2 separate regions of the Homo sapiens genome follow, and region 2 is linked to region 1. The links are chromatin loops, found by intact Hi-C in ENCODE. Cell type or tissue: PC-9. All regions are shown on one strand.

What was found. Hi-C counts contacts between places; a loop is a spot of excess contacts. Peaks named below come from ENCODE experiments on the same cell type or tissue, not always from the same donor. Only the 100,000 strongest peaks of a DNase experiment are listed, where the experiment ranks them.
Region 2: it touches region 1 in a loop (2.9-fold over the local background); 3 of 110 quality-filtered maps call a loop at or near these places.

The regions. Positions count from the first base shown.
Region 1 is chr2:134,678,955-134,686,954 of GRCh38, forward strand. All of the region lies in intron 2 of TMEM163 (transmembrane protein 163), which reads right to left. Among named protein-coding and RNA genes, the nearest start is that of TMEM163, 36 kb to the right of the region's middle. RefSeq lists an enhancer at 4,800-4,869. In PC-9, no CTCF peak of the experiment used is centred here; a DNase peak (open chromatin) is centred at 4,827; H3K27ac peaks cover 2,493 bases.
Region 2 is chr2:134,732,974-134,740,973 of GRCh38, forward strand. No RefSeq gene overlaps it. Among named protein-coding and RNA genes, the nearest start is that of TMEM163, 18 kb to the left of the region's middle. RefSeq lists an enhancer at 6,813-7,032. In PC-9, no CTCF peak of the experiment used is centred here; a DNase peak (open chromatin) is centred at 3,398.

The sequences.
Region 1 (8,000 bases):
TCTCTTCCAATATCTACCTATGTGTATGAAAATAATGGATTTGTCCACAGAGGTGACAATCAACATATTTAACAACGAGCAGAGCTCTGGCCCCTGTCAGGCATAAGGCACAGTGTCTGTCCCTGGCCTAGGGAAGGTCCCAGAGACCAGGCCAGGCCTCAGCCCTTTCAGCTGCTGGCTGATAGGGACATCCAGAGGATCTGGGGTGGGGGACACAAGGATGGAGGTAAGGGGCTTGGGCAGTGGCTGATTACCAAGTGGTGTTTTAACAATCAGCGGAGCCATGCTGGGGCGCACTCACTGAACAGCAGCCCTGCGGTTCATGAATATGTGTACATGACTATACATATATGTCTGGCCTCATGTGTTTGTTCCATGACTCTAGGACAAACTCATGCACGTTACATCATGCATCATAAGATCAGGAAAGATTTCCTTCCATGAAAACAAGACTGGCATTTCAAGTAGGTGACAGATATATGTCATGGCCTTGCCTAGGCCACCCACTTCAATCATTTTCACACCTGCCTGGCCCCTGTGAGAATTTACACTTAGAACAATTCACCAGAGTGATAGAAGTGAGCGACGCAGTGCTCTGGGTTGGAAGGAAGAGCACTTTGTAAGTAAGTGCTTGCAAAAAGGTAAGATGCATTCAGGAGCTTCCCAGGAGCTTTCGAAGACATTTTATTTGATTCTTACACCTAATCCTGGAAAGGACTTAAGATAGGGATAACTAAACCCATTCTACAAATGACCAAAGAGACGCAGAGATACTCAATCTTACACAAGGTAACAAAGCTAGTAAGAGGTGCCCTGCCTAGAAACATCCCAGACCTTCGTCGCCAGCTCCCACCACCACCCCACAGCTGAATTATGGGGAAGTGATGAGCTCACCCACAAGGTCCCCGCCCACCCTGCCCAGATACTCAGCCATGACTTCCTTCTCTAACCACACCGGCTTCCCCAGCAACCCTAATGGCTCCACCCTATACCTGCCAGAATAAACGTACTTTAAGTTGTTCTGTAAGTGCTAATTCCAACAAAAATACCAAGGAATCCAGGCATACAGAAGGCTCAGAAAATACAGGCAACCTGAGTTTCCATGGCTCTGGGCCAGGTGGCATGATGGCTGAGAAAGTCAGGCTGCTAAGGCAAGACCCTGACTGTTCAGAAGCCTGTTAACTACGTAAATGGCTGCATGAGAAAAGAAGTTTTTCTACATAATGTTTTGGAGCAAAAAATCTTAAATGAGGTCTTAAGAGAATTTTTCATTGTTTTCTAAATAATTAATTACTATTTTCATGAAATTTTCATTTTAAATAAATATTTACCCTCAAGGGATAGATAAAAGGATTAAATTAAAAGACTAAAATCAAAGAAAGGATTTAACACACAAAAATGAGACCTATAAAAAAAAAAAGCTCTGTATGGAGGCTGTAGTGAGGCGAGATCGCACCACTGTACTCCAACCTGGGCTACAGAGCTAGACCCTGTCTCAAAAACAAACAAAAAAACGAACCTTTAAAGTTACTGGTCAAACTTGACTAAATGTCCACCTCTCACAAATCTTTCACTTTCTTATTAACTAAATCATCAAAACCTGTAATTTTCCTCTAGTGTTATATCCCCAAGGGCTCATTATGGACCACATTAATGCGCAAGGTTCTCTCAGTTCTTCTGACAGCTACTTTGTATGTTGGGCAGTTACCCACTCCCTGGCCAGGTCAAAGGAGTAGGGACGGCCCCCATCCCTGCTCAGAGTCTCAGAAAGTTTGGGACAGACAGGGTTTATAATGAGGACATGTTGAGAAAGGCTGGACTGTGGCACTGGAGCCAGAGAGGGGTTCAAGCCCAGCTTCGCCACGTGTCAGCTGTGATCGTGGGCAAGTTACTAACCTCTCCATACCTCCATTTCTCTGTGGAGTTGTCATGAGAATTACACAAAAGCACATGAAGAGCTTAGTTTGCCTGGCACACAGTAAGCGTAAAGATGAGCTTCTCAACCTCTGGAAACTATTGGAATAAAAGTAGTTCAATAGCACACATTCAATAATCCAGGATGGAGCCGCCACCCATCTTTATAACCACTTGGATCAACTGCCTGAGATTCTTGGGTCATTCAAGGGTGCCTTAATAGTTCCCATCATTTCCCAAGTCATCCTCTTCCCTCCATCCAACTTATACTGCCGGCTCATAGAAGCCTCTCCTTTCTCCAAATGTCCAACACAGCCACCCAGCAGTGCACCCCACTGCAAAGGGTCACCGTGGCCATCTCTGACAGGCACGTCTGGTCATGCCTCTCTCCAGTCTGACCTCCTTTGGTGACCCCGATGGGTACTGATAGAGTCTCAGTTCCATGCCGGGAAGGCTGGCTATGCATTACCTGCCTCCTACCCTCTTCTCCAGCTCAGCCTCACAGCTCTTCCCACACAAACCGCATTCCAGTGTCCCGGTCAAGCTCAGCCAACCACTGGCAATTGCCCAGATGCAAAGGCCTTTGAAGAACTCTGCCTTCTTGCCCCACAGCGTACACACACAAAACCTCTTTCTCTCTACCCCCCACTCTTTCTCTTTCTCTCTCTTTCTGCCCCAACCCCCTACATCCCATGCAAACAGGAATAGAAGCCTCCGTCTGTAAGTCCTACCACTCAGCTTCTATAAGTCACACAGGTTATCATGCCTTCTTTTAGCAGAGCATCACCTCCAGGAGACAGTATACTCTTGGTTTACAAATCATCCCACACTGCATTCCTCCTGATGACCCTGGTTCCCAGCACATGGCAACTTCAATCAGGGTGTGTGGAATGGACAAATAAACAGGTCACCAACAAGCACCTTCTTCAAGAAACAAAACAGCCTGATGCCCACCTACTGCCAATTTAGTTTTCACATACCCCAAAGCACCTTGGAAGTAGGCATATTTTCACAAATGTACATTTAGAACCCAGATTCAAAGGAAACTTCTAAAACAATTGGCTTGGGGGAGGGGGACACACATTACACACAGCAGAAATCTTACTACAGCAAACACGCAATTAAGAGATGCCTAAGAAAACAAATACAGAATCTGCATTCAATTAACCCAAAGGATCCTACGTAGTCTTTCAGCCTTTCTCAATTGGGATGCCTCATCTGACCTACAGAGCACAGAAAATGACTGGTGTGAGTTTTCTCAATTCTCCCAGGCATGGTACATGGCTACTGCTATTCTTGATGCATGGGACTGCGGTTAATCCATCACATACAACACTCTTCTCAGGGTATTAGAGCTTACATCTCTTGCAGAACCCAGGTTGAGAAAGGCTGAGGGAGGGGGATTTTCTCATACATTTTTATTCACTTTCCCTTATCACTTCACAAAGCTGCAACTTCTCTTCTTGTTTGGGGAGAGGCCAAGAACACACACAGGTCATGCTCAGCTTATTTTGCAGGGTCAAAGCTGTGTCTCAGTCTGCTGACCATTTCTTGTGTCAGCAGCATCCTCAGTAAACTGAGGTGAGTAGGGGCCATCCCTTTATACGGAAAGAAAACTAATGAGAAAGTAGGCCCAAGTCTACAGCACCACAGGCTAAGAGCGTGAAGAGCCTTGGGAGAGTTCTTCATTCTCACACTTACAAATATAATTAAAACAACGAGCTACCATAACACACCTATTAGAATGACCAAAATCCAGAATACTGTCAACACCAAACACTGATGAATAGGTGGAGCGACAGGAACCCTCATTCATTACTGCCGGGAATACAAAATGGTGCAGCCACTTTGGAGGACAGTTTGGCAGTTTCTCACTCTTACCAAAAATTGTGCTCCTTGGTATCTACCCAAAAGAGTTGAAAATTTATGTCCATACAAAAACCTGCACACAGATGTTTATAGCAGCTTTATTCACACTTGCCAAAAACCTGGAAGCAACCAAGATGTCCTTCAGTAGATGAGTGGATAAACTTTGCTACATCCAGGCAATGGAATGTTACTCAGTGCCAAAAGGAAATGAGCTATCAAGCCAGGAAAAGACACGGAGGAACCGTAAACGCATATTGCAAAGAGAAAGAAGCCAAACTGAAAAGGCTACATACTGTATGATTTCAACTGTATGACATTCTGGAAAAGACAAAACTATAGAAACAGGTTACCTAAAGGGAGGAGAAGATGAATAGGTGAAAGATGGGATTTTTAGGAGAGTGAAGATACTCTACATGATACTATAATGGTGGATACATGTCATTGTACATTTGTTCAAACCCACAGAATGTACAACACCAAGAGTGAGCCCTAATGTAAATAATGGACTTTGGGTGATAATGATGTGTCTGTGTAGGTTCATCAAGTGTAACAAATGCACCACTCTGGTGGGATCTATTGATAACGGGGGGAAGCTATGTGTTTATGGGGGCAGAGTATATGGAATATCTCTGTACCTTCCTCTCACATTTGCTGTGAACCTAAAACTGCTCTAAAAAAGTCTTTAATTTAAAAAAAAAAAAAAGAAAAGAAAATGGAAACCTAAACTAAACTCATTTGTGAAGCCATAAACCACCAGAACAACTTTTCTGATCATAGAGCAAACAACAGGGGTGGCAATTACAAAACATGAATAACTTGACACTATTACCTAAATTTCTGCTTATTAGTGGTTCTGCAACTCTGCTGACTAAATCCATAATAAGTCATGCTGATTACTGGGCATGCTGAATGACAGGCCTTACTCATTCCTCTGTCTCCACCACAGACCCTGGCTCAATAGCAGGTGTTTAGTAGACGCTGGGAGGGAAGGAGGAAGAAGTTTATCAGATTTTGCTATGAAAACAAATATGGCCAGCAACAGGCAAAAGGGCAATGATAGCAACTAGAGTGACTCATTTCTGCAATTCCCTGAACTTGACACGTCAACACCAAGGTCATCATTGGGGGAAACACAGAACAAACACTTTTAGCACTGGTGACTATGGACATAATATGCCCTCAATTTATAGAGGCCTCTGAAGGGTACAGTTTAACTTCTGGTCAATTCAAAGCAGTAAAATGGGCATTTTACCAGCAATGACTAATGATAATCACTGCCATTTATTTGTGCTAAAATGACCTAAGCAGTTGCATGTGTTAGGACCAATACTCACCATGTCCTGGAAGTAAGTACTATTATCTTGCTTTACTGATGAGGAAAGCAAGACCTATAACAAGGTTTAGTGACTTGTTCAAGGTCACAGAACAAACAAACAGCTCTTGGTCTTTGCCTGATGATATATACCACTCCCCTGATTCTCTTAACAAATGTTGAAGTGAGCACCTTCTATCTGCGAGTAAATGAAAAGATGTATCAAGCATAAACCTTACCATCGAGAGGCTTCACTAGTGAAGGTTACAGACGTACCCAACTACCACCTACAGGCAAAATGAGCCCCAGCTAAAACCACAGGCAGCAGTGCTGTGGGATGGTAATTATTAATAATTCTGCGAGCATGAGTGAAGGCTCAGGTGGTGCCTTGAAGGAGCTGAAGGTTTCTCCAAGGCCAAGGACAATGGGAAGAGGTTTTCTTCTGAGGGAACCCCATGAGCAAGGGGCACCTCGGAGTCTGAGCTATCAGCTAATGAGGCTGCACTTCAGAGGTATCAAATAAAAGGGCACAAGAATAGGATGGAGCCCCACACCCTCAGTGTTTTGGGAACACAGAGAGATACCTTAAAAGCAGGCCGGGCGAGGTGGCTCATGCCTGTAATACCAGAACTTTGGGAGGCCGAGGCAGGTGGATCATGAGGTCAGGAGATTGAGACCATCCTGGCCAACATGGTGAAACTCCATCTCTACTAAAAATACAAAAATTTGCCAGTGTGGTGGTGGGCACCTGTAGTCCCAGCTACTAGGGAGGCTGAGGCACGAGAATTGCTTGAACCCGGGAGGCGGAGGTTGCAGTGAGCCAAGATTGTGCCACGGCACTCCAGCCTGGGAGACAGAGCAAGACCCTGTCTCAAAAAAAAAAAAAAAAAAGAAAAAGCAGAATGAATTAGCTCCCAAGAGAATGGCCTACACAAACACGGCACTCCAAGAACGTCCATCCTCTCCCACCTAACTCTCAAACTTCATGTCCACACCTTGCTGATGTTATACTAAGATTAAAAAGGAACTACTTCTCCAAACCCTCCCTTGGGTGCTGAGTTGACAAGGTAATTGACAGAATATGTCTTCTCTCAAGGGTCAAACAGTATTAACGTTTAAAGATCCTGGCTGAGTCAGCTTCTGAAGCCACTCATTGCATCTTAAAGATGTCTGACCCTTAAGAATAACTGTTTCTAAAATTCCCATTTAGTTGCTCTAGATTTCCACTATAAACCCACCACTCACAATTCTCTTGCTTTATATAAGTCATCATAATATCCTAATAGCATATTAATTTCTAATCCAGAAAGAGCTGTGAGTAGGTAGAAAACAACAAACCAATAATTGGATCTGTAACTTGAAGTCTTTTTATCATGAGCAGTTTTGGGAGAGCAATTTTGCTCTTTGCTAAGTGAAGCAATTCAGAATGCTAGGAATACTAAATTATGGACATGAATTATTTATGAGTAATAAAGCATAATTTAGCATAATGTTACTATTTGAGTTATAAAATAAGGTACTTTCAAGAAAAGTCACTGTAAGGTCCAAGGTTAGCCTAATTAGATCTGGAGAACCCGTCACCACAGCTCCTGCTTTCCCACTTGCCCCCATCAGCATTTTATGCAATCATTATAAAACTTACAAAGGGAACATGGAAGAAACACCACCAAAACTAAGAATTCTCTGTCCAAAAATAAAACATACAATCATCATTAAACCCATTTTCTGAAATGACCACCTCATAGATTCTTGGGTATGATTACACTCTCCATTACCTACTTAGGGACAGCAAATAGGTTTTGCATTCACTTGTACTTTTTCATTACAAGAAATGGAGATTCCAACCCCGAATGGCCTAAGCAAAAAGGAAATGTATTCACTCATGTCACACACACCAACAAATGTCTAGAACAAGACTATCTTCAGCTATAGCTTGATTTAAAGACTCTGCCAGCCATATACCTGTCTGTCCTGTCACAGAAATGGCTGCCACAGGTCCTGGTGTCATACCCAGAGTCCAGCCAGGAGGAAAGGAGTGGCATCTGGGTCCACTTGTCTCTTTTATCAAAAAAGGACAAACCTTCCCTGAACCCAGCTGCCCTCCCCACCCCAGCCTGATAAGCCTCTACTCACATTTCACCTGCCAGAAGTTTTCCATAGCCACCTGGACTGCAGGAAAGGCTGGGGAAAAGAAAAGGTAAAAGCTTTTTAAGTGAACGGCTTATCCAACCTCCACAGCAGGTGGAGGAAGGGAGAGGAGGCCATGAATATGGGTTGCGAAGCCTGCCCCCGGGCTCAACCATGCAGCCTAGAGCCTAAAAAGCAATCCGTACATATTAAAGCAGGATGGTGGTGGCTTCCAGGGGCAGAACCCCAGTCAAAAGAAAGAACTGCTAGGTTATATGACAGCTGACTCGTGAGTTGTGTTTTCTGTATTATAGAGCTGTCAAAAAGCAAGGGACTACTTGACCAGAGTAAAAGAAAACTCACCAACTAAAAATTTTTCAAAGGCAGTGATTGACTTATGGGGCCAAAAAGGAGGTAGAATCATAGCATGCTACTCGGCTCATCATGATACAATTTTTATGCAGTAAAAATTATAAATACATTTGATACAAATTTAACCAAAGATTGTAATACTAAGAAATTTGGAGGCGTGGAAGTGAAAAGCTGTGAAGGATCAGAGATTTTACCCTACTTGCAAGGTAACAAGTTAGTCAGCCAGTTTCATGAATGCTGGCAGAAGACATGAGATTTTTGGGTCAGAGACAAAGGGCGATTTATTACTCACAGCAATAGTAGTAGCCAGAGAATCAGCATTTCTGCCTTGGTTTCCTAAGTCCCCATTCCCCTGGCCATCCAAAGAAGTGCAGATGAAAATTGCAGACACAGTGAGTTACACTAC
Region 2 (8,000 bases), 54 kb after region 1:
TTAGTTTAAATAAATCCCAGCTATTTGCTTTTGGGTTCTTGGTCATAAAATCCTTGAGTAAGCCAATGTCTAGAAGGGTTTTTCCAATGTTATCTTCCACAATTTTTAAAGTTTTGGGTCTTAGATTTAAGCCCTTTATCCATCTTCAGTTGATTTTTGAATAAGGTGAGAGATGAGGACCCAGTTTCTTTCTCCTACATGTGGCTATCCAATTATCCCAGCACCACTTGTTGAAAAGGGTGTTCTTTCCCTGCCTTATATTTTTGTTTGCTTTGTCAAAGATCAGTTTGCTGTAAGTATTTGGGTTTATTTCGGGGTTCTCTATTTTGTTCCATTGGTCTATGTGCCTATTTTTTACCAGTACCATGCTGTTTTGGTGACTATGGTCTTATAGTATAGTTTGAAATCAGGTAGTGTGATGCCTCCAGATTTGTTCTTTTTGCTTAGTCTTGCTTTGGCTATGTGGGCTCTTTTTTGGTTCCATATGAATTTTAGAATTGTTCTTTCTAATTCTGCAAAGAATGATGGTGGTATTTTGAAGCTGATTGCCTTGAATTTGTAGATTGCTTTTGGCAGTATAGCCATTTTCACAATATTGATTCTACCTATCCATAAGCATGGAATATGTTTCCATTTGTTTGCTTCGTCTATTATTTCTTTCAGCAGTGTTTCATAGTTTTCCTTGTAGAGGTCTTTCACCTTGGTTAGGTATATTTCTAACTATTTTATTTATTTATTTATTTATTTATTTATTTATTTATTGCAGCTCTTGTAATAAAAAAGCTGAGTTCTTGATTTGATTCTCCGCTTGGTCACTGTTGGTTTATAGAACAGCTACTGATTTGTGTACATTAATCTTGTGTCCAGAAGCTTTGCTGAATTCTTTTATCAGTTCTAGAAGCTTTCTGGAGGAGTCTTTAGGGTTTTCAAGGTAAACGATTATATCATCAGCAAACAGTGACTGTTTGACTTCCTCTTTACCAATATGGATGGCCTTTATTTCTTTCTCTTTTCTGATTGCTCTGGCTAGGACTTCCAGTACTACGTTGAAGAGGAATGGTGAGAGTGGGCATCCTTGTCTTGTTCCAGTTCCCAGAGGGAATGCTTTCAACTTTTTCCCATTCAGTATTATGTTGGCTGTGGGTTTGTCATAGATGGCTTTTATTACATTGAGGTATGTCTGATTTTGCTAAAAGTTTTAATTATAAACAGATGCTGGATTTTGTGGAATGGGGCATGGGTATTTTATTTTTAATTTGTCCAGGTAATTCCAACATGCAGCCAAATGGGAACCACTAGTCCAGTCCCATTGCCATGTTCCCAGAGCTGTCATCGTTTCTCACCTGAACTGAGCTAGAGCCTCCTGCTGGCTCTGCTTCCCCTAACAGCTCCCTCTGCCCCACTCCTTCTCCACAATGCAGTCAAAGTAATAAAACACAAGCTTAGTCGTGTCTTTTCCCTGCCAAAATGCCACCAATAGCTCCTCATTATCACAGGCTAATATTTACAAGTTCCCTAGCCTGACATCAAAAGCCACCCATGTTCTGGCCTCTTAGGGCCTCTGCACCTTTCTCTCTCCCTTTTGACCCCTAAGCTCCAGCCACACTCATGTCCTGGGTTCCCCCAAGTCACTAAGTCTTGCCCTTTGTTTTCCCACCTGCCTGGAATGCTCTTCCACCTGGCTAATGCCTTCCATTTAGTGCTTGCATGATCTGTGAAACCTTCCCTGACACTCTCCCCATGCCCAGGTGGGACATAGGCCCTCCTCCTTTTCCAAAAACACACCAGTGCACCCCTCTTTCAGAGCACGTATCAGATTGTATTGTATTGCTTTCCATTGGTCCCCTTCTCGTGACTGTACCCATCTTATTCTCAGTCTCCCTGGGTCTTAATACAGTGCCCAGCATGTGTACAGTAGGGCATGATGAACGTCTGTTGAATGGATGAATAAGTGGATACCTGGCCTCTCCCTGCCATGCCCTTGCCCAGCGCCTGCTGTCTGGTTACCATTTACAAATGAGCTTGGCTCCCTCAGTTCTGGTGTTTCCTTACCTCCGTGTTCCATGTCTACTTCAATCCCAGAATAACTGTTTATACCAGAGCTCGTCCAGCCCATAATTGGGGCGAGAACAGGTGAGAGACTCATAGCTACTCTGGGCCCAGCACTTTCCATTCTTTAACCCTCATGGAAGCAACACAAAGTCATCATTATCGCCTCCATCTTACAGCTGAGAAAACTGAGGCTCTGAGAGGTTGAAAATGACTTTCCTGAGGTCCCACAGCTAGGGGGTGACCGAGCCAAAACTGGAATCACAGAATCTGACTCCATGAGCTCCAGCCTTTCCTGCTGGGCCCTGTGCTCATCCACTAAAAGAGACAGGAGCTTGGTGAGTGGCTGTTTTGTGTTCTTTTGTGCGAGGATGAGTCCGTGTGGGCACAACAGGGGACACAGGGGAGGCTCAGGAAAACAAAGTTTATTATACTCACAGGTCCTAGAGACAGGAAGCATGATATGCCTTGCAGGGCCACAGGGGAAGACACCAGGGTGGTCAGGAGCCAGAAGACAGGAGTGAGGGCAAGGTTTAGACCAGAGCCTTCCTTGGTGTTTCTGTGGAAAAAGCAAGGTAGGGCAGGGTGAACAGTTTAGGATTGGCTAGTTTGAAGAATTTCAGTGGGCTCTAGGTTACAGGGGTGGTCCCTGGTTGCCTGGCACCTGGCCCTGGAGTGATGAACGCAGACAGACATTGTCTCCTGGGGTGTGTGGGTCAGATGAGGGAGGGCTCTGGTTGGTTAGTTTGCTAATCAAATGCTCTAGGGCCAGGTGTGGTAATCCCAGCACTTTGGAAGGCCAAGGTGGGAGAATCACTTGATCCCAGGAGTTTGAAACCAGCCTGGGCAACAAGGCGAAACCCTGTTTCTATCCCAATGTTTTTTTAATTTGCTGGGTGTAGTGGTGCATGCCTGTGACCCCAGCTACCCAGGAGGCTAAGGTGGGAGGATGGCTTGAGCCCAGGAAGTCAAGGCTGCATTAAGCCATGTTCATACCACTGCACTCCAGTCTGGGCGACAGAGTAAATGAGACCCTCTCTCAAAAAAAACAAAAAGAGAAACAAACAAACATAAAAAATAAATAAATAAATAAATAAATAAATAAACAAAGACCACGCTCCAGGCTGGGCCTTTTGTTATCTCTAGGAATTGGCTAGCCCCAGAGGGGCAGTCTCCCCTGGACCCAAAATGGGTTTAATGTTTGATGATGTCAAAACATCATAATATACAGAAAATTTAAGAATATATTTGCAATACAGTGGGGAAGGAGGAATGGCTGCTGGAGACACAGGCTGACAATGTGACTCACCTCCCAGGAATGAACCTGAGGAAGCCCTCTAATTCCACAGCCATCAGCTTTTCACAATCAGTAATGCCACGCTCCATCAGACATCCTAAGAATGTGTGGCCCATGTGGATGAGAGGGGTTGCCACTTTTATTCAAAAATGTATCACGAATGCTTAGAACAGTGCCTGGGATAAGGTAGACAGACATTTATAAAGTGGAAAAATATTTACTGATTTAATGAAAAAAGAGTGAATTAACAATGACCCTATTAAAATAACTCAGTGTAGTCCTTTTCACTACTGTTGTTTAAGGACCCTGTTTCAACACAGTTGTTTAAGGAACCTTTACATAAGGGTGGAAATTTTTGTTCCTCTTTCTCCTCTGTGATGTTTTTCTTCCTCTTTTCTCAGGTGAAGACTGAAAATTCTAAGTTCTCACTGGGCAGAAATGGACATCAAGATCTTCAGATGAAAAGGCCCCTTAATAAGTCGGGGGAAAAAGTCCTCATAGTACTTTAATTCTAAAGTAGTAATCCCATGTGTGCAAGTGTCTGTGCCACCTTGGGAAACTGTGAAGCTTTGTGGCTGTTTATAAACTTGATAATTGGTTCTAACACTCAATGCCTGTTGGGAAGGGCTGCTATTCATCACCTTGACTCTGACTTTCAAGTCCTCCCTTAGTCTGACCTTGTGTTGTCATCTCATGATGCCAATGCCATTGGGATTGGCCCAAATTATTCTTATCCAAACAAAACATAAGCAAGAAAGACCTCTTCTATGACTTTGTAATCTAACAGAACTGAAGAGATGAGTGACTGGGTTCTGGTTCGCCTTGGCCAGAGCTGTGTGTCCTTCTTATACCTCACTGCTCCTCAATTTCTGAATGTCTGAAAAAGCCAGCTGATAGATACTATAGATACTTATTCTGCCTAGCCCAAAAGAAAGCCAAGAGAATAATTATAGAATGCAAATACGAAAAAGAGAGTTAGATGAGGCCTCACAGGTCAGCTAAATTTGGCAAGACTTCCAATTTACAAGTGAGAAACTTGAGGTGCAGTGGTGTGTGCTCATTTGTTATTGCTCCGTAACAAATTACTGCAGACTTGGAGGCTTGAAACGGCACAAATTTATTCTCTTACAATTCTGGGAGTCAGAAGCTGGAAATGAGTCTTATGGGGCTGAAATCATCTTATGGGGGTGTCAGCAAAGCTGATTTTCTCTGGAGACTCCAGGAGAGAATTTGTTTCCTTGCATCCTCCAGCTTCTAAAGGTGGCCGTCACTCCTTGGCTCCTGGCTGAATTGCTCCAATCTCTGTTTTTATTGCCAGTTAGCCTTCTTCTCTCTGACTCTGATTCCCCTGCTTTCTTCTTATAAGGATCTTTGTGATTAAAATAAAGCCACCCAGATAAGCCAGGATAATCTCAAGGTGAAACAGACAGAAATCGATGACAGAGCCTATGCTGGCTTGTGTCAGCAGGAAGGACAGGGTGCACCAGGTGTGGCAGACCCTGAACTGCATCACTGTTGTTAGACTGCTGTTTACTCTCTCCACGCCTTGCTGCTGTCACTTCCTGAATGTCGGCATACTGTATATTACCTCCGAAGGGTCTTTCCCACATGGCAGGAAAGATGAATGCTGACAGCCCTAGATTTGAATCCTTCTAAAAACTCGAGAGGCAGGAGGCTGTCCTTTCCCTTAGTTTCTATAAAACAGTCCCAAGGAAGGGCTCTAATTATCCTGGCTTGATAATGTATGCAAAGTTCAAGTCTGGCAGGAGGTTTTGCACAAACCCAGCTTCCAGAGTTCTGCGAGGGTTCTTACTCTGGGGCTCAAAGCAGCCCTGGCTGCTGCAGCAGTCCCCACGCCATCAGGACAGTTGCAAGGAGAAAAAAGGAGCCCCAATCCCTCACCACTTGCATTTTTTGGTCTAGTCTGGGAAGACAGAACATTGGCACAATTTATGAAAAGCAACTTTGTTACTCACAGTTAAGCAGCAAAAATCAACAGAAACCCAGGGTCCACCATGAGCAGTTCCCCAGGGTTCAGGAATGCTGCCAAGGGCAGATGCAGTCTAAGCATGCCTCACATTACACTCTAGCTGAGGGACTCTGAAAGCACTCCATCCTGGGTTTATATACCCTGGGTACCACTTGGACCACTGAATGCAAGCACTGCAGAACATCCTATTCTAGAAGGAATAAGAATGTAGCCTGGATTGCTCCAGACATTTCCTCCTTATTACAGGATTTTCAGTAGTTTCTGTCTAGGAATGAAAAGCAAGAAGGGGAAGAGCTGGGTCGGCCAAGGTCATCCAGGGACTTATGTTCCTGCAATGTGCTCATTTCTGAGCCAATCTCTGTAACCAGCCAGGGATGGTGCCCTGGTTCAGCCTGGGTCATGTGTCCACACTGTGGGCAAAGCTGGAGGGCAGGATTACTATCAGGAGAAGGCACAGGAAGAAAATCATGCTGGGCAAGGCAAATTCATGGTTACCTCAGCCTCCAGCTTGTCTGAGAGTGTCCCATGGCCATGGTTCATGATGGGTGATGGGCAACCAGGATGAGACAGAAGCCAGGGAAAGAATGAAGATAAAAAAGAGTGGGCCCAGAGGAGCACAGCCCATGAGATTGCACCTCTGGTCCTTGGGAGGCAGTGGTTTCAAAGAGGGGCACTGCAGATGAACACTCCCAACACGGCTAAGGAGGTCAGAGACATGCCACATCTCTAGGACAAGATGAAGTGGGGACAGCCACCTCCAGCTTCACGCTCCCGCTCAGCAAAATATGGACAATAGTTCTGGATTCATAGGGCTTGTCTGAAGTTCTATAGAAGCAGGACCTGAGACACAGATTCTTGGTGCAAGTGATCTCAGAAAGAGAATGTGAGTGGCAAGATAGAAAGAAAAAGGAAGCCAAGAAAAATGTAGATTCAGCTGCATTTTAACCTCTCAGTCTGATCCCACCTCAGCCTGATCCCACCATAGCATGAAGAACACCACAAAGTTATGCAACCTTGAGACAAGGCACCAGACTTTTGCACCCCATATCTGTCACTCATTGTCTGTGGCCACCCCTAGGGGGAAAGCAGGCATTTCTAGGCAAGGTGGCTCCCCTTAGCTGAGCATTCAGAAGAAGGAAGCAGCTGCAACCTGTGAGCAGCCAACACTCAGCTACGGGGTGGTGCCTGGCAGATTAAAGTGTATCTGGTGGGGGCCCCAACTATACCCCTTATGGGGCTATTGTGAGATAATGAAGCTCAAGTCCTATCACAAGGCTGGGAGTTATCATTGTCATCATCATTATCTTATCCCTGTTGTAGAGAAGTAATAAATAGTAAGCATCACATAACACATGCCTCTTGGCTGGCTGCTGCACAGACATACATAGGCAGTAGGAATGTACACAGTCCTTTGTTCATATCCTGTGCCACCCCTGCCATGGACTAGTTATGTGATTTGGGGTGCCAAATTTAGCCCCCTTGAGCCTCAGGGTTCTAATCCATAAAATGGGCTAGGTAACCAGAGCTGGGCTGTTGCAAGGATGACATGAGGTCATCCCCATGGTGCTCTAGGTGCGGTTCTTGGAACAGAAGAAAGCATTCAAGTGACTGTGGGTCATCAGCTTCTGTGGTCAGACAGTCTAAAGCTTCAGCTGACACACATGGAGGCCAAGAAGACACTGGCTTCACGAAAGGCAGTAATATGACTGTGTATTATGTAAAAGATGAAGCCAACTGTGTTTAAGGAAGCAAATCCATTTTCAAAAAGAGGATGTGAAAACAAAGCCTCTAAAGACGTCTGTCTGTTACTCATCAAGACTGTGCCACGGATAGGGCCTTTGCTGTACAGCACCTCCTCAAATGCTCACACAGGCCACCGCTCAGAACAAAGGGGCCTCACCCTGGGCTTCCACAGAGATTTGTCAGCCCGAGGCCACCACCTTTAATTTGGTGGATCAGCTTTTCCTGCCTGTAATCAAAGAGGATAGGATGTGTGTCGAGGTATAGATTAGTTGGGGCTGCCCTGCCCCGCACCCTAATAAAGGTGTAGCCATGAACCTTATTTAGTCTCTCCTAAGCCTCATTTCCTTCTTAGTTAACGGGGGAAAATAATATTTGCATTTAGGATTATTTTAGAGAACTAAATGAAATGGTATTTGTGAACACTTAAATCAGTACCTGGTCTTACATCAGTCCATTTGAATCAGCACCTGCTGCCAAAAAGCAACTATTATTGTGGTTATTGATGTTCATTTTTTCAACCAGTATTTACTGTCTACCATGTGACAACATTGATTTTGGTGGTGGGAAGACATTGGCAAGAAAAAAACATGAGGGTCCTGTGCATAAGAAGCTTACATTCAAGCGAGGAGAGATAGTTAACATAGAACCACGAAAACCTACAGGATGCGATAGTCACATAGAGAATTAAAATAGGACGATGAGACAGAGTGATGGAATAGATCCCTGAGTCTGGCCTCTACTTTAGAAAGGCCTCTCTAAGAGGTGAGGTTCAGGCTGAGATCCAAAAACCCAGATGAGGCCAGGCACGGTGGCTCATGCCTGTAATCCCAGCACTTTGGGAGGCCAAGGCAGACGGATCGCCTGAGGTCAGGAGTTCGAGACCAGCCTGGCCAACCATGGCCAACATGGTGAAACTAAAAC